2 separate regions of the Homo sapiens genome follow, and region 1 is linked to region 2. Evidence: chromatin loops called from intact Hi-C (ENCODE). Cell type or tissue: heart left ventricle. All regions are shown on one strand. Each heading gives the region's core, and the rest is flanking DNA. Links, peaks and the distances in the headings are about the cores only. Region 1 has its middle 300 kb from the start of MIR125B1. Region 2 has its middle 220 kb from the start of SORL1-AS1.

Region 1 (15,458 bases), core at 4,939-12,938, 130 kb after region 2:
TCTTGTCTTCTGCAGGCTCCGTTCCCAGAACAGGTTGGCCTGGTTCAGGGTCTTCCATTCAAGAGCACCAAAGCAATCCACATCTTCACTCCGAGGTCCCAGGGCAGCCCCCGGCGAGGCGGGTCGTCCGAGTTGCCCCTCGAGCTCTCCGAAGAGGCAGCCCTTAGCCTCGGAGCTCGGGGTAGTCCGAGCAGTCCTCGCCTACACTGCGCAGCAGACACTCCTTCCTCCATGACTGTTCAAGGGCGGGGGTGGGGAGGGAGGAACGAGCAGGCCATGAATATTTAATCGGGGAAAAGTAGGAGCACATTATTTGGATAAACTACTTAATAGCAGGGCTAGCCCCTCCTCAGACGGGGGTAGGTGCCGCATCGCCAGCCTAGCACCAGACGCCTGCGCGCTTTCATCTTTAATCGTCTCTTCTCCGTTTCCTTTGAGTGGGGATATAAGAAGGCTCCTGTCTCTCCATCAAACCGCATCTCTAATTTAAACAGCTGTTAATAAGGGTTAAATCTGCAGGCTGAGCTGGCCCTTCACTTGTTACTTGCAAAGGGGGAAAAATCAATGGAGCAGGAAGCCAGAGGGGCGTCCATTTTGAAAAGCTGTAATGAATTACGTCTCCTTAGCAAAGCTGGCAACCTCCAGGCCTGCTCCCACAGCCTGCCTTTCACATATCCGAGCCCTCTGTGACACATCAGATTTAATGAGACTGCACAGATCTCAAATAAGGAAGGGGAGCGCTGCTGCTGTTGCTGCTGGGGCACTTTATTGAGGAGGATCAGAGAAAACTCGCTTGCTTTAAAAAAAAAAAAAAAAAAAAAAAGCCCTTAAAGGCAAAGGATATTTTTGGGGGAATAGGAGGAGGTCCCTGATTCGGTGTTTCAGGTCCCCTCTGGAGCATTTTAACAATCTAATTCAATGTGAGCTTTTGGGTGTCAACATTAGCAAACAGGCCTCCAAACCTCAGGACCATCGAAGACCAAGAGGATTGTGGAAGGTAATTAGGGACATTTTGAGTTAAGCCACCTCCCATCCCCCTTCCCAAGACCACTAAAGGCAAAAAGAGATGCTCTGTAGCTGTCTTTCCACGCGATGAATCACCTTCGTAACTACATTTTCCAAATCAGTAATTAAATCTCTTATTTGGCCAAATAGGACTGCATATTTGCAGACAATGGGGAAGAAATCTTGAAATCTAGAAAATTCGGCATATGTATTGCATATAGGTTTAGGAGAGAGCATTATCTGGGCATCGACAGACTTTGGTTCAAGTGTTGGCCCTGTTGCCAATTCACGTATCTTCTGTAATTAAATACTATAGCCTGGATCTTCAATTGTTTATTAAATGAGAGGGTGAGGATAATCTATAATTCTACATTGAGATTTAGAACCCAGGGTCAGTCTTGAAAAACAAAAAAAGACCATAATGCTAAGCCAATAAACACTGTGTGAGCCAGACACATCTCCTGGGAAAAGCAACATATCTCTTTGGTGAGTCCTTTCTCAACTGTCCTAGAAAAACTATTCTGGCATGCAAAGTCCAGGTACGGCATTCCAGACCCTCTTTTTCCTCTCCTACTCTCTATTGACAAGAAGATTTTTCTTATGCCCCGTGTAAGAAAAATCATAATAAGATGACAGCTGACATTTATAGCACTATTATCACATGCCAAGCACTGGGGCCGAATGACTTACGAGCATTATATTGAGAGACATGGTAGATAAGAGCACAGACAGAAGCAGGATCACTGCTGAGTTCACATCACCACCATGCCACTTCTAGCTGTGTGATCTTGGGCAAGTTAATTAATTAGCAGTGCCTGGCACATAGTAGGTGCTATACAAGTGCTAATTTTAATTTCAAAACATTCCTATGGTGCAGGTATGATAATCTCCATTTTGCAGATAGGAGCTTATGGCTCAACAACCTGCTTGAGGTCACCTAGCCGATGAGTAGCTGTGCTAGGAATAAAAGCCAGTCCTGTCTGCCTCAAAAGCCTGAGCTCTCAGTCAGTACTCTCATGTTCCAGTTGTGGTCTTTTTAAAAAGTCTTTATTCAGAGCCGTGTGAACCAGAGCAACTCCATCTTGAATGGGGCTGGGTAAAATGAGGCTGAGACCTACTGGGCTGCATTCCCAGATGGTTAAGGTGTTCTAAGTCACAGGATGAGACAGAGGTCAGCACAAGATACAGGTCATAAAGACCTTGCTGATAAAACAGGTTGCAATAAAGAAGCCAGCTATACCCTCCCAAAACCAAGATAGCAACGAAAGTGACCTCTGGTTGTCCTCACTGCTGCACTCCCACCAGCTCCACGACAGTTTACAAATGCCATGGCAACATCAGGAAGTTACCCTATATGGTCTAAAAAGGGGAGGCATGAATAATCCACCCCTTGTTTAGCATATAATCAAGAAATAACTATAAAAATAGGCAACCAGCAGCCCTCGGGGCTGCTCTGTCTATGGAGTAGCCATTCTTTTGTTCCTTTACTTTCTTAATAAACTTGCTTTCACTTTACTCTATGGACTCGCCCTGAATTCTTTCTTGCACGAGGTCCAAGAACCCTCTGTGGTGATCTGGATTGGGACCCCTTTCTTGTAACATTTGTGCTTTAGTGGAAGTAAACTCACCCACCATTGTTAGAGTAGAAACTGTTATTCTGCCTTCTTCAACCTCGCTTTCTCAAACTCTCGGGCTTTTCTTTGCCCAGCCCTTCTAGCTTTTCTTTTCAGCCTCTTTTTGGTAGGTTTGCATCATATTTCCTGTTTCAATCTCTGTCCTCATTTGCATGGCCTTTTCTTTGAGGTCACTGCATCTTTTCCTTGAGATTCCATTTTGAGACCTGCTTTAAATGTCTCCCTCTGTGCCATTGGTTAGGTGAGGAGGGAAGCAGGCCTGCAAAGAAGGATGGGGGTAGGCCCAATGTTCCCAATTGGAATTGAAAAAGAACCAACTCATCAGGTAGGTCTGAATCACTTTGCATACCAAATGTCAACTTTCCCAAGCACGGAGTCCCAGAAGAAGGAGTTGGAAGGAAGGATCGCACCTATTCCACATGAATATGGAGAAAAGGCCCTGGAGGATGGGTAGGTGAGGTTAGAAAATGTAGCATTGTGACACTGTGGCCTTATTCGAAGAATACTCTAGAGGAGACCAGTGAAATTATCGTCTTAGTTCTTTGGGCATAATATTTCACTTATTTTCTTCCCAGTTAAAAATTAATATAGATTGTTCAAACTCAAGAGTCCAAAAAGTTATGCCAAGGTGGTGAAGTCAGCTGCTTGGTCTGTCAATTCCCTGGCTTCATACTTTAGCTCATGGTCTGATTTCATCTCTGGGTAGACAGAAGAGAGACAACTTATGCATATAGTTTGCAATTTACTTATTTAAAAGTATGTTTTCTTTGTGTTCTGTGTCTTTGTATGTGCATCCTGATTCTGCCCATACCTCCCTCTTAGTGTTGAAGCTTCCTGCGTGTTAAGACCACCTTATCTCTACTTTCCTCTGTGTCCTCTGGCTCCTGCTTCAATAACAGGCCCTATCTGTATCGACTGTTTGCTTGGAAAAGTGTTTCTTGGTATAACTGTTTCCAGAGAGGACTTTCCTCTTTTTTCTGCCCTTTCTGGTTCTCATCACTCAATTCTGGCAGTGAGTAGACTCTAAATAGATCTTGGTTTTGGGAGTTACTCAGATTGGGATGAACACACTCTACATCTAGGGGTAAGACCAAATTAATTAGATGGTGTGGGTTGTAGCAAGTCTTATCAACTGATGTAGAGAACTAGATGGGGCTTCCTCTGATTTGGAGCTAGAAACTGAGCAAAAGGCAGAGATCTGATAATGTCATTCAGGAATACCCTAACAATTTCAATAAACTGGTGGAACATAGAGACCACAATAGTAAGAGTGCCACTGAACTCTGAAGCACTAAGGAATGGCTTAATCCTGCGTTTTCTTTGGCCATATTATTTCTGACTAATGAAGTGGGGGATGTAAAAGGAAAGCAACATCAAGAATACAGATAGATTTAATGCCAGGGAAATCTGGGTCTCTAAGTATAAGAAATTATCGAATATGGAACCAGTATACTGGGTCTTGGAACAAAGTAAATTCTCAAGGTTTGTTTGACCTGATGTTTCCTGCAAATATTCCACACCATTCACGTATTTTCTTTCTCACCTAGAGTTGAGAGGTGGATGATTTGAGCCTCTCATGTTGACAAAGTATCAACATTTTAGCAGAGAGAAGATAATGAATGTTTGTATTTATGTTTTCGTAGCTGTGAGTTCATAGTCCCCAATTGTGGCACTGCGATTTAAAGTGGAACACCACAAAGTTCAAAGTTAGCTTCTCACAGAACCACCACTACTCTGTCTAGGCTGGAAGTGGTTTCTGGGCCTCTAACAGTGGTACATTTGGAACGAATCATAATACAACATACCTTGATTGTCTCTTGGTGTGTAAAGCCCTTAGCACATTGCTTGATACATAGCAAGTACTCAATAAGGGTAACCATAATCACTATGGAGAATATTCATGAAGGATAGCGTAACAAGCTAGTTGCAAAAGAACTTTGCAAAATAGCTTCTTGCTGCAGAACTGTAGAGATCCAGAAATAGTAACTTGGCATTTCTGACTCATCTTTAGCTTTATGATGAAAAAAATAAACAAACAAATAAAAACAACCCAACAAAACTAATGGATCAATTCTATGATTTTACAACTGGTCAGTTTTATGAAAAATATTTTTACGTGTAAAAGAACTGTCTGAGTTCATTTTCTGCTGCTAGAACAGAATACCACAAACTGAGTAATTTATAATGAACAAAAATGTATTTGTTGTGTGGTTCTAGAGGCTGGGAAGTCCAAGAGCATGGCACTAGCATCTTGCGAGGGCCTTCATGCTGCATCATAGTATGGCAGAAGGCAGAAGGTGGAAGTGAGCATGTGAGACAGAGAGAAAAAAGGGGGTGAACTCTTGAGATAATGGCATTAAGCTATTTATAAGGGTGAAGCCCTCATGACTTAATCACCTCTTAGAGGTCCCACCTTCTAATACTGTCACAGTGGCAACTACATTTCAACATGAGTTTTGGATGGGACATTAAAACCATAACAATTACACTTGCTGGTTAACTTAGAATAATTTCTCCACTATCTTGAGTGAGATGCAGCCTGTATGTGAGCACAAGTAGGATGCATGGGTGCTTTCTGCTGCTGTGCCTATCACTAGGATTGTGAACTTTGGCAAGTCTTATGGGATTTCTAGGGTTAAAGACCCAAATGGTTAAAAAGTGAAGACAAACCTATGAAAAACACCTAAATTCTAAAAATTAACACCAATCCTAGCTGGAAGTAAACTAAGGAACTTGGCCATGGTAGACATGGCCAGGAGAAGAAGAAGGTCTCTAGAAAAGCACTTATAAGAGCACAAAGGGACAAATGGACAATAAGCCCTTTTTGCTACTCAAGGGCAACGCTTGACTGTTCAATGCCAAAGGCTGGGACAATCCTAAGGACAAGGATTAGATTTTAGCTTTCTGCAGCTACTTCAACAAATATACCAAAAAGGAACTGGGGAGATGAAAAAGAGAATTCTGTTCTCTAGGCAGACTGGCTAAGCATCATGTTTACACTTCTCCATTTCCCACCACTCCACATTGGCTCCATCCCTGTGATGCCACATTCCAGGGAGGGTTCCAAGGCCTCCTCCACTGCTTTCCATTTCCCCTTCTGAAAAAGTAAGATAAAGAAAGCAAGCAAAAATGATGGGAGACAGGAAAGGAGGAAGGAGGGATGAAAGCATGAAAAGATAGAAGGAAGGATGGAAGCAGGGAAGGAAGGAAGCATTTCTTCCCAGGCAGTAAGACATTTGAGTGATTTATGAAGCTTAACCCAGAGAAGGGAAAGTTGAGGGTTAAAAATCTAAGAAACGAGAATGCAAAACATCAAGACTCAATAGTGCCAAGAGGTTAGGTCTATTGAAAAGCCAAGGACATTTGGCTGAGTGTGTGGTGAGGGGAAGTGGTATTGAATTCAGGCATTTCAACTCTGCGACTTTGGGCGAACTTCAAAACAAATAGGCTAAAATCCTAGCTGTGGTGCAGAGCAGTGTTGTATGTCCGACAATCCCCAGGGTCTGCCCTTCCTCCCCCTCCCCTGAGTCCCCCGTGACCCCCCCTCCCAAACAGGGCTGTGAAGGAATGTAGGTGGAATCCGCTGAGGCTGGGGCTCTACCAGGGATAACAGAATTCACAGCCTGAGAGCAGGCCAGCCAGAGTAGCTTAGAAAGACAAAGGGTTTGCAATGTAGGAAAAATACTAAGCACCTTATTCTGGATTCTGTATCTGACCCCAAAACTTCAAAATGTTTTATTGTTTTCCCTTGAGTTTTCAGCTCTTCCTACATTATCTGCTTCCTCCTTTTAATTTGCTGAGCTCTGTTTCTCTACTCAGTGAGGAAGACAGGTGGGCTGGGGAGGCCGGGAGAGGGGAGAGAACTAAAGAAGCCGGAAGGAGCAACTCAACAACTCGACCTTCTTCAGCTGCATGAAAATAATTCCAGATTTGAAAAGGGCTTTGGCGAGATTCATTGTTGGGGCGGGGTGGGGGAGCTGTGACTTTGCCAAACCATCTTTTGTCATTCACTTCCCTCATACCTAGGTTTCTCAGTCACCCTGAGACCGACTACTCTTGAAAAGTTAAATCAGAAGGAAAACACAGTTTGGAAGAAGGTGTTTTACAAAAAAAAAGAAAAGAAGCTGCCTGATTTATGTGATCTGGCAAAAGGGAGGTTGCGTCATGAATCAAAAGCCAGTGTTCGGGAAACAAATGAGTGAGAATGAGGCAGGAAGGAAGAGGAAGGAAGAAGAAGGAAAGAAGAAAGAAAGGAAGGTAGGAAGAAGAAAAGGGAAGAAAAAACAGAGAAAGGAAAGGTGAATGCACCATAAATAAACCATAGTTTGAGTTCCTGGAGGATAAGTAAATGGGAAAAAGAAGTAGAAAGAACTAATACAAATGCATATTTAAAAATTATCCACCATTGTCTGTTAAAATTACTGTGCTCAGAACGAACAGCCTAACATAGACATGAACTTAAGAACTCACCTTTCAAAAATGGACAAGTTGGAAGTGTATAGCATTTAAAACAACAACACGCCCCTCACCCGCTCCCCCCCATTTGTTTATGCAGTGAGATCCCCCTGGGCTTGTGAGCCTCATATTCAAAGCAACAAGAAGTCAATAGTTGAACTGTGTCAATAAGAACAGATGAAAGCAACAGCCTCTGATTTAAATGAAAATAGGATACAGCGTGAACTATTGTTTGCTCCATGACTTCCTTCTAATTCAGTTATTATCTTGAACCCAACCCAATCTACCTTATAAAAGCATGAAACTCAACTCCCAGGCTGTTTTCACCCGGAAAAGCCTTTAAGCCCTTTCCCCTCCTACATGGTCGTGAACTACGCATTTGGAATACATATGATTGATATTTTAAAAAAACACTGAGGCATGCTTTATATAGCACACATATAACTGCAGATGCATTGTACCCCCTCCACAAACTCAGGAACCCACATATGTATACACCATGCAAACACAAATGAGCATACCTATGAAACGTCCAGAGCTCCCCAGGGAAAATGCTTTTACAGTATTCCAACCGGTCTGCAATTCGATGTGAATAAAAAGTAGAGGAGATGAAGAAATGAAGAAAAAAATCTGCCACTCAACTGAGTACCTACCACATGTGATGCATTGGGCCAAGTGCACCTTCATATTTAATATTGCAATTCATTTCATGTAATCGCTGCTTTTAGAATCATGTTTTAACACACTGCGCGATTGAAACAATGTTTTCTGGTAAACTGTCTTAGAGAGGCCATTTCTATTTGAAAAGCCAGCTGTGAGGGGCTGGAAGGCACACAGCTGCAGACAGCTGGAGGGCTGGTACTGTAACAGGATCCTTGGAGAAGTCAACTGTAGTTTGCAGGCCCTGAGGCCGCATGTGGGAAGGCTTGTCTGAGCAGGGGAGTCTGCTTCTGCCTTGGCTTGTCCAGGGGTCCTTTGCTTTTCTCATTTATCTGATGGAGCCCAACCAATGAATAGGGCTTCCAGAACCAAATTACTTAGGAACCAGAGCAAGCTTCACTGAATCTTCATTCTACCTTTTATTAAGATAATTTTTATATATGCACACACATACTCCATCTTTCCCACCCATTTGTAATTTTGTGATCTTATACTCCCTTGAGCCCCCTTGGCTTCCTGTGACTTGACGACTGCTTCTCAAGCCCTTTTGTGGGCTCCAGCGGAAATGAAGTAAAGCCCTTTGAAGCCAAAGAAGGTTCTGGGAGAGTGTTTGGCACCAGGTGAAGAGATCACTTTCCAATTGCCAGTGAAATATTTGCCTCAGGCATGGGAAGGGAATGAGGCTTGTTTCTTTACCTTCAGTTAGTTTTCATAGAGAAAAATAGTGGCTCAAGCTTTAAAAACATTGGCTGGTGATTTGGCTTCATGGGAATTCCCTCATCCTAAATAGATAAAATAATATAGCTACAGAAAGCTAATAGCCATTCTCAGCATGAATAGTACCGAATCTTTGCTTTTGGACTTTGTCATTGTGACTTATTGGGTAATAAAAAGCCCTTTTTAAAATGTGTCCTGGATAAGGACAACAAACGGGCATGGGCCCTTTTGGTCAATAAAGTCACCAGAGCTGGAGCTTGTCATTTGACTATGTGCCTTGGCCTGAGCCTTGGGTCTGCAGGCCCATCTCCTGCCACATAAGAAGTACCAGAAGAGCCAAAGTTTCTGCCACTCTCATCCTTCAAAGATGGCAGCACTGAACTCAATATCAAATATCAGCTGTTGGGGGAGAATTTTAGACCACAGACAGGAAATATGTCTAGGGGTTAGGGCCCCAGGAGATCAGCAGTAGGTCAGATAGTAGACTGAGATGGGGCAAACACAAAAAGGTTCAGGACAAAAGTTGAGAACCTGGCAAGAGTAAGAGAGAGCCTGTGCTCATTAGGACTTGGCCACATGGAAAGGTGCTGCATCCAACACAAGTTTCTATCTTCTACATCAAGGGAAATGGCCTATTGCCCAGAAAGTGGGGGGGGGGGGGGGTGGGGGATAGTAATGCTTTCTATTTGTATAACGCTTTGTAGTTTACAAAATCTTGCTGCATAAAACATCTCATTTGAACCGTTCAACAACCCCACAAGGTAAGCAGAACAGGTGGTATTGTTCAAATTTAATTGATATTGAAAATCAGGCTAAGAGAGATTAAGAGAGTTGCCTACAGTTATGAATGGCAGAGATAGACCTAGAACTTAGATCTTGTGATGCTCAGTTTGATGCCGTGTCTACTGTATCATATGACTTGATAATGATAACATCATGTATAGAGAATTAAAACACAAGTGAGGAATTGGAAGTAAGCCCCTGGCTATTTACAATGTCTCACTTCAGACTAGTTACATCCTAAAGTACCAAGAAAAATTACAGCTGAAAACAATAATCTGAAGACTAAAACAGCATTAAGGAATCAGGAAGTCTCAGGGAAATATTAGCAATAGACAATATTGTCCTATTTTCTTAAAGGGGAACAGTCTGCAAATGATAGATAGTAAATTTGGCATTGACATCTAGGACCCTTTAAAACAGATTATTAAATGTGTGATTCTCAAATAATCAAAAAAGAAGTTCCTGGCACTGGGACCAAGAATGGGTTCACTAGGAGCAGTTAATGTAGCTGTGAGCTGCTATCATTTTAATAGTTATTTGACTGGTAAATTAGGAAAATTGTTAGACACATAAATCTGAAACTTAGGGCATGTTTAGGATAAATCTGTTTTGATATTGTAGTCAAGAAAATAGGGAGATATAGGCCAGATTATAGAATTAGTTGCATTTGTACATGTTTAACAGGGGACCAAAAACTCAATAAGTACCGAGTACTTGGAGACTGGGAAACTCTGGAGAGAAAAAGCCTCCTTCTAAGGCTGATGGGGGCATCAGCTCAGGCCCGATGGGACAAGTCCAAGAGGTCTGAGGCAAAATTATGTGCAAGTTAGCACGTCTGATGGATCTGATCAAAGATCATTTCAAGGTTTCTGAATTATGGCTCTTCCATCATGTGAGAATTCAAGTTTTTAAATTAGAAACTTGAGCGAATGCCAGGAAACCAGGATGAAGGTCCAAACTCAGGAAGAAGGAGTCAGGGACTCCGGTGACCTCACACTGTGGCTGCAGTGTTGAGCCTGGGTTTTTGTCTCCACTGGCAAAGGCAGGGGCAGAGATTGTTAGATGGTCCAGTCTTGCTCCACACAAAGGGAATAGACAGTGCTCTTGACAACACTTCCTATTCATGTCCAGGCACTTGGACAACAGATATAGGGAGGAAACCACTGATATGCTGCTGGTCTGATGCTCATTGATTTTAGGAAAGGCCAGGGCTGATGTACACATATCTTGTGATCAGCAGTATAGCTGCAGAAGGCTCATGGACATGGAGGTGCCCACTCACTGCAGGCCCACTGTCAATGAGGGAGAGGACATTGCCCTGGAGTTGAACCAAGTGGTCTCTGAGGTTTTTTCCAAGAGTGATTTTCGCAAGGAATGGAAAGCCCATTTTAAGTCTTTCTAATACTATAGGTCAGCTATTAATCCGCAGCTTTTCATTCTAAATTCAGTTGAAAAGGTCCCATGTGCTATTTCCCATTTTCCATACTATGGGAGTAGCAGCTCATAGTTACAATAAATTAGGACAGAGTGGAGAAACCACTGGAAGCCTGGGTTCTAGCCATGATTTGCCACTCTGCTTTTTACATATCATTTAACCTCTTTGGGCCTTTGATTTCATTGATGAAAAAATAATTTCACTGTGAGATATTCTATACATGAAATATATTAATATATTCATGCACACACACATGTGCATACAAGATTAATACATCACATTTTACCTCATCCTCTAGCTTAAGGGAACATTACAAGAGTCTTCCATGACTTTTATCTGATTCTCCTGATCATTTTCTGTTTCCTTGTTCCTAAGTATAAGCACTCTCCAGTGCCTTTTGTATTTTTCATCTCCTTTGTTTTTGTTATAATTTTATTACCTATATATGTGTTCCTAAAAAATACATCACTAAATTCTGTATGTTTTGGAATTTACATGAATGATTTCAACTCTAGAGTTTTAGTTTTCTTACGGTAAATCGGAGATTTTAATTTTATTTTTAGGACTCTTTGCTTCTAAGCATTAGAAACTGATCTTGGGTTTATAAAGAAAGACATTCGCTAGAAGGATCTAGTGTTATTCAGACTCAGAGGAAGCACTCAACAACCAGACCTCAGGAAGGGCTGGATAAGGCAGCTCCTGGAATTTCAGTACCAGCAGTTGGTAAAATTTTCCAGCAATGCTACTATTGACTAAAGTAGCTCCAACAGGTTTTAGTCCCTTGTTTTTTTTCTTCAAAGTGCAACCTTGCTAGAAATCATTTATTTGGCTCAGTCTGGCCATGTGCTCTACCTTGCACTCAGGAGAAATGTGTCTCATGATTGGCAGCCCAGCCGATGTCCATGGAGCTAGAGGAGAGCATTCCCTCCAAGGAAGGGGTCCTGGGCTTGCTTTACCTCTCTCTGAGGGTTAGTATGAGGAGCCCATGAGACCATAAATGTGGAAATTCTTTTAAAAGTGTGAAGCACTGTACATATTCATTCATTTGTTAAATGACAAAAAATATTTTAAATGCCTGCACTGTGCTAGGTACCATGTTAGACGCTGGGGATACACAAATGACAAACTATACCCAAATATATAAATGAAAAACGTGGTAAAAGCAAGCAATTTATTGCTTGGTGATTTTGTCTATGTACTGCATAAAGCCCTGGACACAGACTACTTTTTTACTACACCCTAAAAAGGCAGTTATTATTATTCCAATTTTACAAATTGGTAGCCTAGATTGGAAGTCTGGAATCCTGACTCCAGGTTGAGTAGCCTTGCCTCCTGAGATGAGCTATAATACAGTCAGATATACAGGCTATGACAGAAGGACAATGATGGGGGCACTGAATACAAGCTTCATAGAAAAGGGACCTTTGAGGGTCCATGAGGCATTTACGAGGAGGCAAAACGATGGGAGGAGGTCCACCCCAGGCTGAGCGAAGAGCATGGGGATGGCAGGATTTATTGTGGGCATGTAGACCAAGGACAGGCAGTGTCCAACAGGGAGCTATTCTTTCCTCTACCCCTTCCTTTTCCAGGTTTATTTCTTATAGTTTAATCTCAAGGCATAGAAAACCTCTGCTGCAAATTTCAGTGTTTGTCTTTCCACTGAGGAATAATCCCATTCAAAGAAAAACCATTCTGGGTGGTAAGGAAGGTTGCTATTTATTTATTTAAGATGTGGGCAAACTCCTAATCAAAACTTCTACCATCATCTAAGCTGGCGTTCTTCCCAATGCGCTTTGTGAAAACTTTTGCCTAAGGCTTGCAGATTTGGTTTGCTATTTAAAATAATACAATTTGGCAATTGCTGAGGCTTTTTGTGCATCTGTTGTGTGTTTAAGTGGAACCTCATGGAAGATTGGAAACTCAGACCACAGAGGCAGCCTTAGAGCTACCTTCCATTGGATTCATGGTAGGAGTCCATCACTATTACCATTTTCAACATAGTGTTAATCACCATCATCATGATCATTGTTTTCAGCCACAGGGTCTGTAGACTTCAGTTGTTATTATGAGACCACAGAGTTATGATCTCTGAGCGAAAGCTGTTTGCAAGGTGTATTGATATGGTCAAACAGAAATAAGTTTGTATTTATGCAGAATACATAAAAGAAACCAGGAAACTCTGAAATCGAGTTAGGAGGTTCAACATTTATAGGAGTTTAATTTGCAAGAGGATTTAGATGGGGCTGTGGGAAGTGGTGCTAAGGAAGCAAACTAGCGTATTTGCATAATTTCTATCCTCACTTGAAATCCCATAGTTAATTTAAAAACTTATCTTTTAAGTATTTACCATTCAAATCTATCACCTCTAGAAGGAATAATGTATATCATAGTGCTTTGTACCTTATAAAGTCCTGGTGAATGGTTAGTGGTTCCCGCTTTTGTTTTGGGACCTACGGCTTGTGCTTGTTCTTTTCATGCTCCAGAAAACAAGCCTCAGAAATTTGATGACTGGGGTAGAATTGCTGAAGAAATTAACAGAAAAGGATGGAACTAAAATTCAGGTCTTACAACTTTCCACGCATTGAGTTTCACGTGAGATCTTCTCACCAATCTGTACCTTACTTTCACTTGTTGAATCCCCTTCACAGTATATAGGATTTCAGGTAGAAATATGATTGGCAGAATAGTTCCATTTGCAGGTCCTATTTATCACACTAGAATCTACCCCTCTGGAGACCTATTTTAAAATCATTTTGGATGTGATTTGAAAGAATGCCTCCCTATCTTGAAGCTCCAGGGATATGTCTCAAATGATCTTGATCATGACCTATGATTTTATATTATGCTGAGTAGGGTTTTTTGTCTTCACGATGATAAAGAAAGTGGAGAACATAGCACTCAGCCACTATTATCTCTATTAACCCAGGCAAAGCATTGACCTTTGATTGCTCCCCCGTTTCTTTCTATTGTCTCCACCAGTTGCATGTTCTTAGTGTTGTGCATAAATAAGTCTAATTAGGAACACAAGTTTCAGGCTATAGAAAAGCACTTAGCAGCTCTCCATGAATGCTGCGTTTAAACGAAATAGAATTACAATGCGGAGCAGTATTACAGTATCAGTTTCTCTCTCTTTCTCTGTCCTCCTCTCTCTGTTTCCCTCTTTGTGCCTCTGTGGCCTTCTTTTTTCCTCCACTTTCCAACTACAATGAATGTCTTGACTCAATATTCCTAACCAACATCTTGCCTGTTGGGTTTTTATCTCAACTCATTCTTTTTTCATAGTCTTTTCCTGTGCCTTACAGATAATGTGAAGCAGATATCTTCTAAAATGTACTCCTGCTTTCCATAGTAAATCATTTCCAGAGGCAAAGTCTTCTCTTTTGTTCTTCAGGATTTTTTCCCCCTCAGGTCCTATATTAATCCATTCATCCATCCAACCATCCATCCACCGACCAATCTTAAATAATGGTTTATCAAGAGCATATCTATTCAGGCCAAGTGTCAGCCAACACACAGGAAACATGATTTACACCCTGCACCCACCTCTCTCACTATTCAGGTTGGAGGATGGGGGAAAACTGTGTGCTCAGTTTTCTGCAGAATGCACATAGTATGCTTTCCATAAATGCAAAATTTGTGGACGCTACTATTGATGTCATCCTTTTCCTAAAGGCATATCCAGATGAAAGAAATTTTTAAAAAGTTATTCCTTGTCCTCTATTTAGGAGATTGATCTGTTAGGAAAATCATAAAACAATTTGGGATAGTGCATAAGATGCAATTAGATATCAAAAAAGACAGGTGCAGGCCTAAAAGGATATGCATATTTAGGGAAGGTTTGCATTAACCAAAGAAAGCTCATTACAGAATTAAACTGGGTTTTGAAAGATGGAAAATATTTGGATAATTAAAAAGGAGGATAAAGGATAATAATATGAAGAATTTACTACTTTCTAGACTGTTCTAAGTGCTTTTGTGTACATATTAACTCGTTTAATCATTTAGTTCTTACAGAAGCTTATAGGGTGGTACTATTAATATATTGCTTTTGTGGATAAGTAAATTGAAGAACAGAAAGGTTAAGTAACACAGCTAGGAATTGGCAATCAGAATTTGAACCCAGACAGACTTGCGGTAGGACATGTGCTCTTAACCATTGGACTCTTAAAAGTAGACCAGGTGGGTAAAATAGGAAAGGCTGGAAGGGAGAGGCCTGTGGAAGGAAGAATCAACCATGGGTACCTGAAGGATGGGATGTTAACATTCTTTATTTCACTAAAGAAATGAATCATTACAAAGATTAAATAAAATCTTGCTATTTACCTGGTTTTTCAAAGGAATATTTACTGGTTCTTGATAAGTTCAGCCCCAGGGAGCCACAACAATGGGTTAATTTTTTTCTTGGGCTAAATTTTATTTTTTTCCCTGGTAAAAAGAATATTTAATACAGAGCTCAGACCATATGATTTATTGCCTGTTTGAAAATCCTTTTCATCACTGTATGTTTTACCAGTAAATATTTAATCCTTGGCACCAAGTGCCACCCTGTTTATTAACTTTAGAGTTCATACTTTATAGTAAACTAAATTCTAAAATATCCTATGAAGAGAAAGACATTTCATCTACATAGTTCGCTGAGCAATTTTGCCAAAAGGAACCCCATATTATACGGCTTGGTCACATCACCCCTTTGATTATCGGAAAGCCTGATCACTAGAAAAGCAAACTTTCCTTCACAATAATGTCTATATTATGTTACACTTGCTGTG
Region 2 (15,458 bases), core at 3,495-11,494:
TTTCTTAAACTCCAGTCAGTAGAGAAACTCCAAAATTTACCCTTCTTCTGAATTGAGTTGCTTTTATTCTATAGATATTTTAATCTTTCCCTCTGTGTCAACTTTGATGACCCTGACAGTGAAGGTGAGCATGATACCGAGATTTCTGAGTGTCGTCTTCTCATCAGGTGCTCAGATAAGAGCTCCTATGCTAGGTCCTTTGGACAACAGAGAAAACCAATGAAGGGTGTGCATTCTAGGTAAATAGTCAAAATAAGATGCTTGAAGGTGGATTGGATTATATAAACTATCTCATATGCCCCAGATGCTTGTGACAGCCACCAACAGGTAAGTGCATGTGAGCATTCTAGGGGACAGGGGATTTTATTTAAAAGCCCAAAGGAAAATGTTCATGTCTTTTTATTTCCAAGAACTTCCCATTGTATCTTATTTAATCTTTACTAGAATAATCCTACAGGGAAAGGAAGGAGAGTGGAATAGCTTGCTCCTCCTCACCTTTTACCTTTTTATAGATGGCAACTGAGATGTAGAAGGAATGAGCTATCCATTAGGTAGATCTGGGACTTGAACCTGGGTCTTCAGATTCCCACCACAGGGAGAAGTTCTTTGAGGGTGGGAGGCATCATATGTATTACCTGGCTCATCCATCTTGGATGAAGATGGTAGAAAGCTGCACTGTGAACAGGGCTTCAACTCGATATCCACCCATCTGGTGGATATCAGAATCTCCAGAGTGGGCAAAGGAGGAAAAAAAAAATCTAGTGTTTTTCAGAAAAATATATTCATTATACATTCCTGCTTAGAAAATGAATGTTTATAATATAAACTATCTAGCAAAATTCTAGCAAAATCTTGACTAATATGGTATGGGTAAAAAAAAATACTGAAAACCAGTTTGATCTTTTTTGTCCTCTATGTCCACCAAAGAGTTGTCGTCTCTGGAGCTGGAACAGCTACCTCACTGCATGGCCATCATCCCACTATACCCTGATAGAGTGTGGAGCCAGAAGTAGCTCCAGAGGAATCAGCTATCATCAGAGCCTTTACTACCAATTTGTAGTCTCAGTTGGAGTTGACTTCTGGTGAACTGGTGGACTGAGGCTGACCCATTAATCAACAGGTCTTACTAAGCACATGTCCAGTACTATGCTAGGTGCTTTGGACAACAGAGAAAACCCACGAAGGGTGTGCATTCTAGGTAAGGAGTCAAAACAAAATGCTTAAAGTTGGACTGAACTACCTAAACGATTAGACAGGTTCATAAAAAAGAGTAATTCTGGGCCAAGCATGGTGGCTCATGCCATGCACTTTGATAGGCCGAGGCGGGCAGATTGACTGAGATCAGGAGTTTGAGACCAGTCTGGCCAACACGATGAAAACCCGTCTCTACTAAAAATGCAAAAAAATTAGCCGGATGTGGTGGCGTGCACCTGTAATCTCAGCTACTCAGGAGGCTGAGACAGGGGAATTGTTTGAACCAGGGAGGTGGAGGTTGCAGTGAGCTGAGATTGTGCCACTGCACTCCAGCCTGGGTGACAGAGCAAGACTCCATCTCAAAAAAAAAAAAAAAAAAGGTAGTTCTGTATATGATGTATTTGGCATTTGAATATTAAATACTTGCTATGTGCTAAATTTCCTATATCAGGTGTCGAAAATGTAGGGTGTCAAAATAGGCAGGATAAGCTAAGCTGTGCTGAAGTAACAGCAGTCCCCAGATTTTAAAGCTTTAACACAACAAAGGGTTAATTTTGCTCAGATAATACATCCAACAAGGGTGTAAGGAATTGTCTGCTCCACATAGTCACTCAGGGACCCATACAGATGGGAGCTCCCCATATTGTGGCTGAACTTTAATATAGCATACATGAAATATTTGATGAACACTAACAGTTTCTGTGACACGTGGGAGTGGATATAAAGATAGATATAGTCCCTACCCTCAATTCCTGTTCAAAACTATGACACAAAACAGATGGTGCTAAGCACCATCAGAGAGATACAGATAAAGTGCTGAGTTAGTTGAGAGACTGGACAGATTGGTGGGACTGAATCCAGGACAGGATTTTGGAGAACATGGCATTACAGCCTGAAGGATTGGTAGGTTTTGATAGAGTCTTTGAACAAAGGCATGCTGGTAGAAAAGCAACATAGAACAGCAAATAGTTTGCTTGAGGGCAGGATCTGAGATGAGGAGGAAGGATATGAAGGACAATGATAACTGAGTGCCAAGTATGTGCTAGGCCCGGTTTTAAGTGCTTCACGTATAGTAACTCATTTAGTCATCTCAATAGTCCTTTGTCGAAACTGGGGCCCAAAGATTTTAAGTATTATTTAAGTTAATTTGCCCAAGTCCAGAGTAGTACTATAAGGCAGAGCTAAGCTTGTCCCTGAGGCCATCTGACTCCAGAGTGGGTGCTGTTACAGGTAAGGTCCAGATTCCAGAGGGCAATGAACACCAGCCTAAGGCACCCGAACATTTACTCTGAAGGCAGGGTGCACCATGGAAGGCTTCAAAGGAGGAGAGTGACATGATCAGATTCGTAATTAAATCATAAATGGCCCAGGTCCCTAAAGTGTGAAGACATGGGAGAAGAGGAGAAGGGGACTTGAGCTGGATTCTGAGTGATGGGGATGCTATGATCATATCAGAGAGAAATAAAGGACTTTCCAGGCAAGGGACAAGCCCGCTGAGGAGGTAGAAGAAATACATGTGGATTGGAGCAAGATAGTGAGATTTGTTTGACTACGTTGGGCGTAGGTTTCATAGAATGGGGACAGGTAGGGCAAAGCAACGTGGTAAGGGATTTTAAAGTCACACTAAGGAGTTCGGTTTGATTGAGTCAGAGGGAAAGAGACATGGACCACTTTGAAGACACAGCCAAGAAATGTGTTAAGAGGTGTCTCCTTGCCCTTCACTGTCCCCAGCCTGAGCCTAGTCACGGCCCCAACACACCTGGCATTTCAAAGCCTGGGGCATTTTCAAAGCAAACCCGAAAGGCTCATTGCCATTCTTTCAAAAGATCGCCTCTTTTCTACAAGCAATAAAATAATTAAAGTCAGGTTGTTGTATTTTCTTTTTTTAAATTTTTACAAAGGCCATTACAAAGGTGTGAAATATTAGACACTTACGCATCTGTGAATAAGATTGTAGGCTAAAGCGTGTGAGTTCCCGTCTCAGCTAATGAACCAGAATATGGTTTTAATTTTTGAACTGCAAAAATGTTCTGCCTTTTTTTGTCGTCCCTGCAGAAGACTTCATATTTTAATAATTCAGTGCAGCCTAATTACTTTAATTAATCACCTTCTTTTCAAAGATGTCAGTGGGCTTCGTTATTTTCTTGTTACGGTGCATACTATTGGGAGTTTTAGGGAATTTAAAAAATATATATGTAATAACCAAGGTTAACTCTTTCATGAACTTGGAAATGTGTATGCTTTTCCTTAGAGTTCTCTGTCATTCACAAATGGTGGACGAGGTTATGCCCATAAACTGCTTTCTCCTCCGTCCCTTTCACTCCCCATGACTGGTTAACAAAATCATCTCTAGTCATGCTATGCCTTAAAAACTGTTGTCTGGAGACAAAAGTAAAATGCTATTTAGAGCAAGTCAATATTTTTGCATCTTTCTGAGTCATGATGAATATACTGGGAATGACAATAGCTTTTATTGTACAATCAATATAATTTGCTTCCCTTGCAGGAAAACATAATTAGCTTATAGGTCACGCAGTGGCAATGAAAATGTGCTCATTTCTAAAGTCTGTTCGTGGGTGGAGGGTCCTTTCTGATCCAAGTGGGAGGTGTTCCTTTCTCCTTTCTGGTTCCTGACCCAGGTTGATCGGGTGTCACTAAGCAGCTCTCTTAACTTGTGGGGCCCTTGTTAATTTCTTGCACCCAGGAATGACAACGCTTTTATGCAGTTAATAATACATAAGTTGGATATTTGGAGGCTTCAAGTTAGAGCCTGGCTTTGAATACAATCCCTTTTGCTTAAATGACAGAGCTCTAGTATTGCTTCTTCAACTGGTCTGATAGTCTTTTTTGTCTTTTTTTTTTTTTTTTTTTTTCCATGAAAGGGAGAGCTCAGATCTTATGATTTTCACACATTTTCCTCAGTAAATATAGAAAGGTTCCTAATTAATAAATAACTCATTAATACATTGAGATATAGGGAAAGAGACGCCTTGCCACCTTCCTTCTTCTTTCCGGGGACCTGTTTGTCCCCCTTGGTGGCTGCTCAGCTCCCCACTCCCCAGTGGAGGCTGCCTGCAACCTCATTCCTGTACAGTTTACCCTCCCTGGCACCAGGCTCTGAAGGCTCTGCTTAGTTTGGGTGAGACAGCTTTGTTAAGCAGTCTGAGTTAAAAACAAATGAAAAAGCTGCAGAGAGACCTCCCATTTGGGGCTCAGGGTGAATGCTTTTATTTTAAAATGCTGACTGTCTGAAATCAGATTTCTTCAACCCGGACTTTGGCTTTGAACTGAGGCACACAAGCTACCTGTCACCTGAAGAGTGCAATTAAGCTCTGTACTTGGAGCTATGTTTTCTATCAATGCTGAGGGGTGGACATGAACAGTGCGTGGGATTCGTTTGGCTGAAAGAACAAGACAGGCCTATTAAAAACAATTCCCTTTTTGTTTCATTTCTTCCCGTTTTCTGCCCACACCCCACCCTCCTTTTTCCCAAATCGCCAACAACCTGAGAAGTCACAGAAATCAGCAAGAAATAAATCAATAATCAGATCAATTCCTGGATGATCATCATAAATCAATAATCAGATCAATTCCTGGATGCTATGGATTCAATAAAGGCTTGTGAATGAAAACCTTCCTAGTCCTTGTGAGTCTCCTAAAATGTTTCTATTGCAATCAGAGATGTTAATTGGTTGAAACTGCCTGTGGTCTTAGGAAGTGCTCCGATTACAAAAAGAAATCCTTTTATGTTGCTGGACTCCAGCCACAAAATCTCTGATGTTAGGAATCTGGCAGAGGTTGAGCCCCCTCCAGGGTGTAAATAAACTGGCCAGGTCTATAACCCAATAGAAGTCAATTTATTATGTGTGTGTGTTTCAAGTCACTCAGCCCAAACCCTGCCCATGTATTAAAGAAAAGATGTGGGTTACAGCCGGAGCCCAGACAATGGAATATAGCAACGGAGGCCCCGCAATGATTGTCAAGTCTACACAGTCAATGGAGGAGATGAGGGGGACCTGTGGAGATCGATATTTCTCTTCCTGCCCAGATTTGCAAGGCTCTGCCTAGAATCAAGCAGCTAAGCATGACTGGCACACAGAACTGCTTACTTTGCTAGCTGGGAGGCTGAAACGCAAACGGCTTAAGTGGGGGAACGTTTTATAGCCTCCGTCTGGAAGTCCCAGTGACATTCTCTGCTGCACTGATAACACATGAGCCCACATGCTTGTTATCAGAACTAGAGGTTTCGCTGGGCCACATCTTGCCCTGACTCAGTGAAATGCTTAGGGCAGCGTATTGGGAGGCGGCTCAGAAGCGTTGGGCAGGGAACACGTTGGGCCCCTCGTTTCCACACACAGAGCAGTTTCACTTACATTGTAAAAGGTTGTTTGGGGTTCACCTAATCTCGAGGCTGGAGGAAGCATCCCAGTGCCCCTCCACCCTCATCCCTGCCTCCAGCTCTAGTATACTTGTATTCCCCAAACGGTGTGTGGCAGCATGGCGAGGGTGTGAAATGTACCCGGCCTCGTTTGCATACCTCTCCAGACTGCCAGTAACAGTGAGCTATTAGTGAAACCCAGGACAGTCTGAACAAAGCTGCCTCTTAATTGCTCATTCTCAGCCTTGGTCCATCGAGCACCACTACCCACCTACACCTTAAAAAAATAGACCAACGAAACCTCCCATAAATTTACAATACCCCACTTTAACATAGAAAACGCAATAATAGTCCAGCCGGGAGAGTCTTTTTTTTTTTCCTTTTGGTGGCTTTTTTCCCCCCTCCATCCCCTTCATTCCCATTGGTTTCTGCCAAGTCCCAAAGAACCAATGGGATCCCTCTTCTTCATTCATGTCCTAGCAACAAGCTCTGTTCCAATCTTTCTCTGCCAAACTAACACCTGAAAAATTACATCATGAATAATGGCAAAAGCAGCAAGGGCCAGAGAAGGGCTTTTTTTTTTTTTCATCTGTCTGCTTCAGAGTTCATTTAAGGTGTTTTAGTCTAGATTCTTAAAGTGACAATGTCTTAGATTTTTGCTGATCTTTTTCAACACATTGGTTAACATAAGCAATATAAAATGAACAGTAATTGAATGCAGCAAAAGGCCTTTAGGTGAAGTGAGGGAAACACATTTTGTTAAGGGTGTTCCCTATATGTTCCTTTCAACAGTCTTCATTTAGGGAAGCCCCTGAAGTGGAGAAGTAGATTGTTCATATGGTATAGTCTTTGAGAAAGGACTAAAATACTGCAAACCACACAAGCCGCCCACCCACTCTCCCATACAAAAATGCACCCCTTCCTGGTGGCTTCTCTCACTCAAGTTAACTATACCCAAGGCCCTTTCTATTCCTACTTTGGAATAAAGAATCCATTCTGTTAAGGGGGTCCTGGAGCCAAGGAAGGAATTGCCTTGTGAATTTGCAAAAGGTGTGGGGTTGTTGGGGTAAAGAGCCACAGGGTGGGGGTGCCGGGAGCACGTGTGTGTCTGTGCACGTGCAGGGCTGCTAATGCAGACAGGCAGCTGGGGAAATGCAAGAACAACGAGATCCAGATGACCAGGGAGGGAGGGGGTTGGTAGAGAAATCAGAAAGGGGAGCTAAGGTGATAAGGAGTGGGTGCGGGGGAGGGAAGGAGGCCAGGAGAGGAAAACAACTGCACAGGCAGACTTGTTCTGTCCAAACGGGCAAAGTTTCTAATGCAAATGTCCACTTCTAGGCATTTCTCAAGACCCAGATGCTGATTTGACACTTCCGGCTTCCCCACCCCACCCAGTCTAGTGCAGACAGGGAGCAGAAACTCAGACACAAAGAACTGCAGCCTGTGCAGGCAGCAAGCGGGAGAAGGGTGGGTGCTCAGCACCTGCCAGGCATCCACGGGCACTGTGCATTGCCTGCCCAGCACCCTGGCCCCTCAGTGCTAGGCACCGGCACCTATGCACACTGGCTTCCTGGTTTCCTTGTAAGCATGTGTGAAGTGCTGGCGGCATGAGCTGGGAAAGGGCCCCTGAGGCCTTCTCGGGTGCCTGGGACACAGAAAATAGATCTATTTGGTGTCTGGCCCTGACCGGAGTTTGCAGCTTGCTTCAGCCATGCCTTGGCAGTAGAGTGGTTAGAGGTGCTGGCAGACAGTCACAGTCAGCCTGAGTTCTTGTGAAACTTCATGACTATATAAGGCCTGGGAAGGAAAGAGAATGATGCCAACCTAAGGGATGGGATAGTGAAAGAATGGGGAGAGTGCAGGGAAGGCCACTTTTGGTGCAGAGCTAGAGATATTCCCCTTTATCCACCCACAGCAGGTTGCAGTGACAGTGAATTTTCCTGCAGAAATTGTGCCATCAATTGCGTGATAAAGGAGGAATCCCGAAGTGGGTAGGTGGACGGGGTGCTGCACCAGGTTCCTGCAGGAGTAGATGCTCTTTCTCTGGTGACTTGCTTGACAGTGGCCTCCCCTTCTGGTCAGAGTCAGCTGGCTTCAACGTGGGCCAGGAAGAAGACCCTGAAGTCCGAAGTCTCAAATATCTTTGATGAGTATCACATCCCATGGTACAGAAGACTTAGGTCACCTAGCCTGAGGGGCAGTTTTGGAGAAAGAGATGGCCAGGTAGGCTAGGCCAGTGAAAAGGCAAGAGGAGCAAGGAGTACTGGCTCAGAAGTCAGGAGTCTTGTATTCATCCTGGCTCTGGCAGAGAGATCTTAGATGAGTGTGATCCCTTTTCCTACGCAATGCCACTGTTGTGATGACATGAGATCATTCTCATAAAGAGCTTAGAGTAGTGCCAGGGTATACAGTAAGCACTCAATCATGTTAGACATTGCCATCACTACCCTCCCACTCACCTTCTGCATGGTTCTGGAACCTTGAGTTAGAAGGGATGCCATCCCCAGCTGCACCCTCTTGGTTTTTGCAGTATAACATTTTTCTGTTTTTCTTCCCACTTCCTGGGCACTCCTTCTCATTGTTCTTTGTGGACCCTGCTCTTTCTGGCCTGGCACTTAAGGACTGGTTCTCCTCTGGGCTCTGTTACAGGATCTACTCTTCTCTCCTTACAGCTCTGTTTCTGTGACCTCATCCTCCCAAAGGTTTTGCTCTATTCTGATGGGTGCCATCTCCATACTTCCAGCCTGGATGTCCCAAACTTCAGGACACCATGTGGAGTAATCTGGACTTTTTCCTATCAGCATCCTCTAGGTACGTGAGGTTGAATATGTTCCTCATCTTTGCCTCAAAATCCCCTGAGTGCCTCTTTACCTTCATATAGAATGGAGATGCTTCCATTCAGTGTTGCCCAAGGAAGAGAGCTGGCTGTTATCCTTGACACCTCCTTGTCTCTCATCCTCCAAATCTAATCCCTCACTAACTGTCCTTTTTACCTCCTAGCTATTTTTCAAATGCATCCACTTCCTCCCTCTCCACTGCCATCGGCCTAGCAGAAGTTGCCAATTCTCTCACCCAGACTGTTTGGTTAATACTCTTGCTCCTGCGTAGGACCCCTGGCTGGCTTTTCATGGTTCTCAGGACATGGCTTGGATATGACTTCCTGCCTTTTGCACTTCATCTTGCTTTGTTGTTCTTAGAGTTCCAACCACACTGATCTTCCTATACTTCCTTCAAAATGCTTCCCTCTCCCACACAGGGACTTTGCAAATGCAAAATGCATCCCCTCCCCCAATTGGATGAAGTCATACCTACTCATCCTTAAGCGTCTAACTGGATGGTCATTTTCTCAAGGAGGCTTCCCCTGCTCTCCTGGGCTAGGCCAGGTCCCTTTGTATGTGGTCCCATAGAATTGTTCAGCTTCTTTCACCTTGAAATCATACATTCTACTTGTTCAATTAATGTCTGCTTCCCCTATAAGACGGTAATACCATGAGAATAGAAACCTCATTCTTTTCTTCATCATTATTGTCTTAAATATCTACCACAACATGGATGCTTAAAGAACATTTGTTGGATAAACAAATAAAAGAAACTCTCACAACTAAGTGCCACCAGTAAATCTAATAAGTAGGATTTCTTGCCATATGAAAACGTGGAACAGGGCAAGGTCAAGAACAAAGCCCCGTACTTTTAATCCATTTTATAGAATCTTTTTTTGATTATTGAAAGTCAATATTATTGAGGTATAATTTACATAAAAATCACATAGATTAAAATGAACCCATTTAAAGTGCACATTTTGATGAGTTTTGACCAACACATGCACCCCTGCAAGCATCGCCACAGTCAAGACGGAACATTTCTGCCATCTACCATGTCGCGTTGTGTGCATTTTTCACCCCTTCCTGGATCCAGGCAACCACAGCTCTGTCTTCTGTCTCTATTGATTAGTACAGTATTGCCTGTTCTAGAGTTTCACATAAGTGGAATCATACATTATGTACTATTTGTATCCAGCCATTTTTACTCAGCATAATGTTTGTGAGACTCGCTCATGAGGTAGCATATATAAGTAATTTGTTCTTTTTATTTCTAAAGAATACTCCACTGTGTAAATTTGTCACAATGTGTTTATGCACTCCCCTCTCGATGGACATTTGGGTTATGTCCAGTTTTTGGCTATCGTGATTAACTCAGTCTCAAATATTCCTGTATGAGTCCTTGTGAGTCTGTGTGTCCTTGTGTATGAGTCCATTCATTTCACTTCCCTTGAGTAAATGCCTAAGCGAGGAATTTTTACGTCATAAGGTAAGTGTATGCTTAACTGTATAAGCAACTGCCAGTTTTCCAAAGTAGTTGTCAGATTTTACCCTCCTGTCAGCAGTGTATGAGAGTGCACCTTGCATTGCCTGTCTAGCACCCTGAACCCTGAGTCCTAGGCACCAATACGTATGCACTCTGGCTTCCTGGTTTCTTTGTAAGCAGGTGCAAAGTGCTGGCGGCATGAGCTGGGAAAGGGCCCTTGAAGCCTTCTCCCATGCCTTGCTGGAGATGCAGTAAACAGATCTATTCGGTGTCTAGCCCTCACCTGGAGTTTGCAGCTCATCTCTGCCATGCCTTGGCTGAGAGTCCCAGTTGTTCTACATACTTGCCAACATTTGGTATTGTGTGCGGTGATAATTTATTGGGCAATTAATTTTTATTTCCATGATTACTAATGAGGTTGAGCTTCTCTCTCTTCTCTCCCTATGTGTGTGTGTGTATATATATATATATATATATAATGTCATTGTTGTTTTGTTTTGTTTTTCTTTCCACCTGATTTGTAGCTTTTCTTTTTATTTTCTTAATAGTATTAAAGATCAGAACAGCCATATTTAATTTTGATGGAGCTTAATTGATTATTTTTTCTTATATGATTAATGCTTTACTTGCCTTTATTATGGAATCATTGCCTACCCTGAGATTGATAACATTTTCTACTGTTTCTTTCTTGAAGTTTTGTAGTTGTAACTTTTAAGTTGAATTTAGTGACGGACTTTGAGCTACTTTTTTGTATGTGATGTGAAATAAAAGCCAAGATTTAAGTTTTTCTTCACAAACATCTGGTTATTCTAACACAGTTTTTTGAAAAGACTGCTTTTTCCCCCATTGAATTACCTTGGCAGTTCAACTGTTTGAATGAACTGACCAAAGGGTTGAAAAATCAACTGACCAGATATGAGTGTGGGTCTGTTTCTGGACCCTATATACTCTCCATTGATTTGTATGCCTGACCTCACACCAATGTGTGAGCACAAACCTCACTGGTTAGTGTCATTTCCTAGTAAATATAAAATCAGACAGCATAAATTCTCCAACTTTGTTCTTTATACAAAATTATATTATACATTATGGATTTTTTATTTCCCTATAAATATTAGAACCAGCTGTCAAATTCTACAAAAAAAAACTTTTATAATTTTGCTCAAAATTATATGGATCCTGGCTGGGTGCAGTGGCTCATGCCTGTAATCCCAGCACTTTGGGAGGCCAAGGCAGGTGGATCACCCAAGGTCAGAAGTTTGAGACCAGCCTGGCCAACAGGGTGAAACCCCATCTCTACTAAAAATACAAAAATTAGCCAGGCGTGGTGGTGCACACCTGTAATCTCAGCTGCTCGGGAGGCTGAGGCAGGAGAATCACTTGAGCCCTTGAGCCCAGGAGGAGGAAGTTGCAGTGAGCCGAGATTGTGCCATTGCACTTCAGCCTGGACAATAGAGTGAAGCTCCATCTCAAAATAAATAAATAAATAAATAAATAAATAATTATACGGATCCTATAGATCAATTTGGGAGAGTGATAACATTTAGTCTTTCAATCCATGAACATGGCATATCTTGGCTTTCTTCTCCAATTTCTCTCAACAATGTTTTTGCTTTGCCATTGTCAGTGTGCAGGTCTTGAAAAGATTTTTATACTTATCCCTTATTATATCATGTTTTTGAATGCTATGGCAAATTATATTGCTTTTAAATATTATTTTTTATTTTGTGTATAGAAATATAACTGACTCTTTCCTAACATCCTCTGACCTAGCATCCTCTATTGTGTGTTGACCTAGCATCCTCTGATATTCCAAATTTACTTAGTTTCAACGACTTCTTAGGTTCCTTAGAATTTTCTCCGTACGTGATATTGCCTCTAAATAATAGCAGTTTCACGCCTTTCTTTCCAACAACTATCTTTTTATATCTTTTTCTTTTCTCATTTCGCTGGCTGGAACCTCCAGTACAAAGTTGACTAAAAGTAGTGAGAGCTTATATTTTTGCCTTGTTACAAACCTTAGGGGGAAAGAGTTTAGTGTTCAGCATTAAGTATGATGTTAACTGTAGGTTTTCATAGACATCCTTTACCAGGTTGAAGAAAGTTTGCTTCTAGTCTCAGTTTACTGAGAGTTTTTATCATGAATGAATGTTGAATTTTGTCAAGTGCTTTTTCTGCATCTATAGAGATGATCATGTAATTTTCTCCTTTATTTTGTGGCAAAATTTTATGGCAAATTTCAGTGGCTGATTTTCAAATGTTAAATCAGTATTACATTCTTGGTATAAATCCTGTTTGGTTATGATGCATTATGATTTTTATACATTGCTGAATTTAATTAGCGAATATTTTGCTAACACTTTTGTGTTTATATTTATGAAGGATATTAGTTTGAATTTTTTTCTTGTAATTTTATTATTTGGTTTGGGTATCACATTATTACTGTCCTATAAAATGAGTTGGCAAATGTTTCCCCTTTTTTGTTTTCTAAAAAATATTCTGTGAAAAAAGTATTATTTTTTCCTTGTAAGTTTCAACTAACTGACTACGGAAACCATCTGAGGTGGGAGTTTGCTTTTTGGGAAAGTTTTACATTTTTGAAAAGAATGTCTTTAATTAAATTCACTTAAATATATTTTATATTCATACACTTACCATTTTGATGCTCTTCATTTCTTTGTGTAGATCGCAGTTTCCATTTGATGTCATTTTCCTTCAGCCTAAACTTCTTTAATATTTTTGTATGCAGATAGGCTGATGACAGATTCTTTTAGCTTTTGTTTTAAAAAAATGTCTTTATTTTGCCTCCATTTTTGAGACAGATTTTCAATGGATATAGAATTCTGGATTGACCATTTTCTTTCAGCACTTTAAAAGTGTCATTCAATTTCCTTCAGGCTTACTTTTTTTTTTTGGAAAGTCTGCAGTCAGTATTATTTTGCTTCTTTGTATATATTTTTTCTCTAAGTGCTTTTGCAATTTTCTCTTTATCTTTGATTTATACAGTTTCACTCTGGTGTGTCCAATTATTTTTATTCTACATGCTCTTTGTCGAGTGTCTTGGATCTCTGGATTTATAATTTTCATCAAATTTGGTAAATTTGTAACCATTATTTATTTAAATAATATTTTATGTTTGTCCTTCTAGGACTCAAATTACACACATGCTAGACTGCTTCCTCTTGTCTTGAAAGTCACTGATGTTATGTTCATTTTTTTTCTAATTCTTTTTTTCTTTCCTCTGCTTCAATTTGGATAATTTCTATTGCCTTGCCTAAAAGAACTTCAGGCAAGTTCTTAAAACAGAACTGGTCTTTTTTACTGCAATGTCTAGTCTGCTTTAGGTAAGTCTATTTAGTAAATTTTTTATTTCAGATATAATATTTTTCAGCTCTGGAAGTTCCATTTTGATTTTTTTTCATATTTTTAATTTATACTTTTATATTCTCTCTTAAATCATTAAACTTGTTTATATTAGCCATTTAAAAGTTGTTGTCTGCTACTTTCATAATTTCTATCTGTTCTGTCACTGTTCTTATTGCCTGTTTTTTTTTTTTTTTAAACTGACTATGGGTTCCATATCTAACCATTTCTGGTGTAGGGTGTCCATTGGGTGTTGTACATTGTGAAAGCTACATTGTTGAGTGTCTTGGATTTTGTTGTTTTCCTTTAAAGACCGGTGAATTTTGTTTTGGCAGACTATTAAGTTACTTGTGGATCACACTGACTGTGTTGAGATTTGTGTAAAAATTTTTAAAACTTGGGTCTAGAATAGTCTTTACCCTCACGGTAGTTTTATCTTATTACTGCTAAGGTGTGGTTCTTCTGTAGTCTCTGCTAAATGCCCTGAGGTTCTATGAACTCTCTTCATGCTGGCTGGCTGGAGCTTAACTATCTTCCAGCCCATGTGAGCTCTGGAAATTGTTTAGTTTACCACTCCCCAATATTTGTTGTTTTCCTGGCCTCATAGAGCTTCTGTCTGAAAATATGCAGCTTAATACTTAATAAAAGACTCAATGCAAATTTCTGGAGCTCTTTTCCTGTGTAGAATTCCTGCTCTGTTGTATTCTATTTCATAAATTCCAGCTGCCCCTGCCTGCTCAAACTCTGATTTCTGCCTCCTCAATTCAGCAAGAATGCTGTGCTTTGCTTGGGCTCCTTTCCTGTCTGCTGTGGCCTTGAAAATGCTTCCAGACAGAATGCCCATCCTCTTCTATAGCTCATCTAGTTTGCATCTCTTTTCTCAGAGATCGCAGTCCAGCATTGCCTATTTTCTAATGTTTGAAAATAATTGTTTTTTTTTGTCCAGTTTTTAAGTTATTTACTATAGGAGGGCAAACCTGGTACCAGTTACTCCATCATGGCCATTGATACAGGTTTAATCAGCTTACATAACAGAATTTTCATTTTGTCTGTATTTCTTTAAAGAAATCACCAGAAGAGTACAAAACCAACAAAAAATATATATGACCTCTGTATGATCACATTAATTCACTTGTCTGATAAGCCTTTTCAAACAGAAATAAGATTAGTGGATTTGACTTATTCATAATGAACCCATGCTGGCCTATAGGGATCACATCTCTTTCTCTTCGTAAGTCAGACATTTAATGACGTTTTAAGGATTTTTCCAGAGAATGTAATGTTTACCATTAAGCAGGTTTTGGAATATGCTTTTTAGAAATATGAAAATATTTATCTGTTTTTGGTCTTTGGCATAATATTTATAAATAACATTTATTTGCTTATGAAGTGCTTACTGTGTGCCTGGAAGCAGGCTACATGTTTTATATACCTTATCTTTTTGAGTCATCATAATACTGTGAGTTTTGAATCATTACAATAATATGAGTTCTTCTATTATCCTCACTTAATAGTTGAAGAAATTGAGAATTCGAGATATAAAATAACATGCTTCAGGCCACATAACCAGAAAGAGATGGAGCTGAAATTTGAATCAAAGAAGTTTGATTAGAAAATACCAGTTGAACCACTGGGCTATCCTTAACATCACCTGTCTTGAGCTTCGTGATTTCTCAGAATTTTCTTTTAACCAAAAAACTGAACTCTTTTTTTGTTTCTAAATATCATTTGAAGTACCCAAGGAATGCCGAATATGAACAAATATGGGGTCCTTCAGCGTCCTTTTTTTTTTTTTTTTTTTTTTTTTGAGACGGAGTCTCACTCTGTTGCCCGGTGTGGAGTGCAGTGACGCAATCCCGGCTCACTGCAACCTCCACCTCCCAGGTTCAAGCAATTCTCCAGCCTCAGCCTCCGAGTAGCTGGGATTACAAATGTGCACCACCACGTCTGGCTAGTTTTTTGTAGTTTTAGTAGAGATGGGGTTTCACCATGTTGGCCAGGCTGATCTGTTCAGTGTACATTGAGTATGTTTTACTGATTCATTTAATCTCTTTCTATTCTTAGGGCATTCCAGGCAAATGGAATAATATGAAAAACAGCAAAAGAAGCATGAAGCTGCAGAACTTATTAGTTCAAATGCAATATGGGGATGTTTTGTAGCAACATCACATGGATGTTGAGAGGGTTGAAAGGAAGGAAACACATTTTACTACATAAG

The links. Hi-C counts contacts between places; a loop is a spot of excess contacts. Peaks named below come from ENCODE experiments on the same cell type or tissue, not always from the same donor. Only the 100,000 strongest peaks of a DNase experiment are listed, where the experiment ranks them.
Region 1: a loop joins it to region 2, with 2.3 times the contacts of the local background. A loop is called at or near these places in 2 of 110 quality-filtered maps.

Annotation. Positions count from the first base shown.
Region 1 is chr11:121,794,756-121,810,213 of GRCh38, forward strand. No RefSeq gene overlaps it. Among named protein-coding and RNA genes, the nearest start is that of MIR125B1, 300 kb to the right of the region's middle. RefSeq lists an enhancer at 7,608-8,455. In heart left ventricle, for the core only: no CTCF peak of the experiment used is centred there; a DNase peak (open chromatin) is centred at 7,966; H3K27ac peaks cover 3,027 bases.
Region 2 is chr11:121,666,017-121,681,474 of GRCh38, forward strand. No RefSeq gene overlaps it. Among named protein-coding and RNA genes, the nearest start is that of SORL1-AS1, 220 kb to the left of the region's middle. RefSeq lists an enhancer at 6,438-6,938. In heart left ventricle, for the core only: no CTCF peak of the experiment used is centred there; a DNase peak (open chromatin) is centred at 6,988; H3K4me3 peaks cover 611 bases; H3K27ac peaks cover 3,447 bases.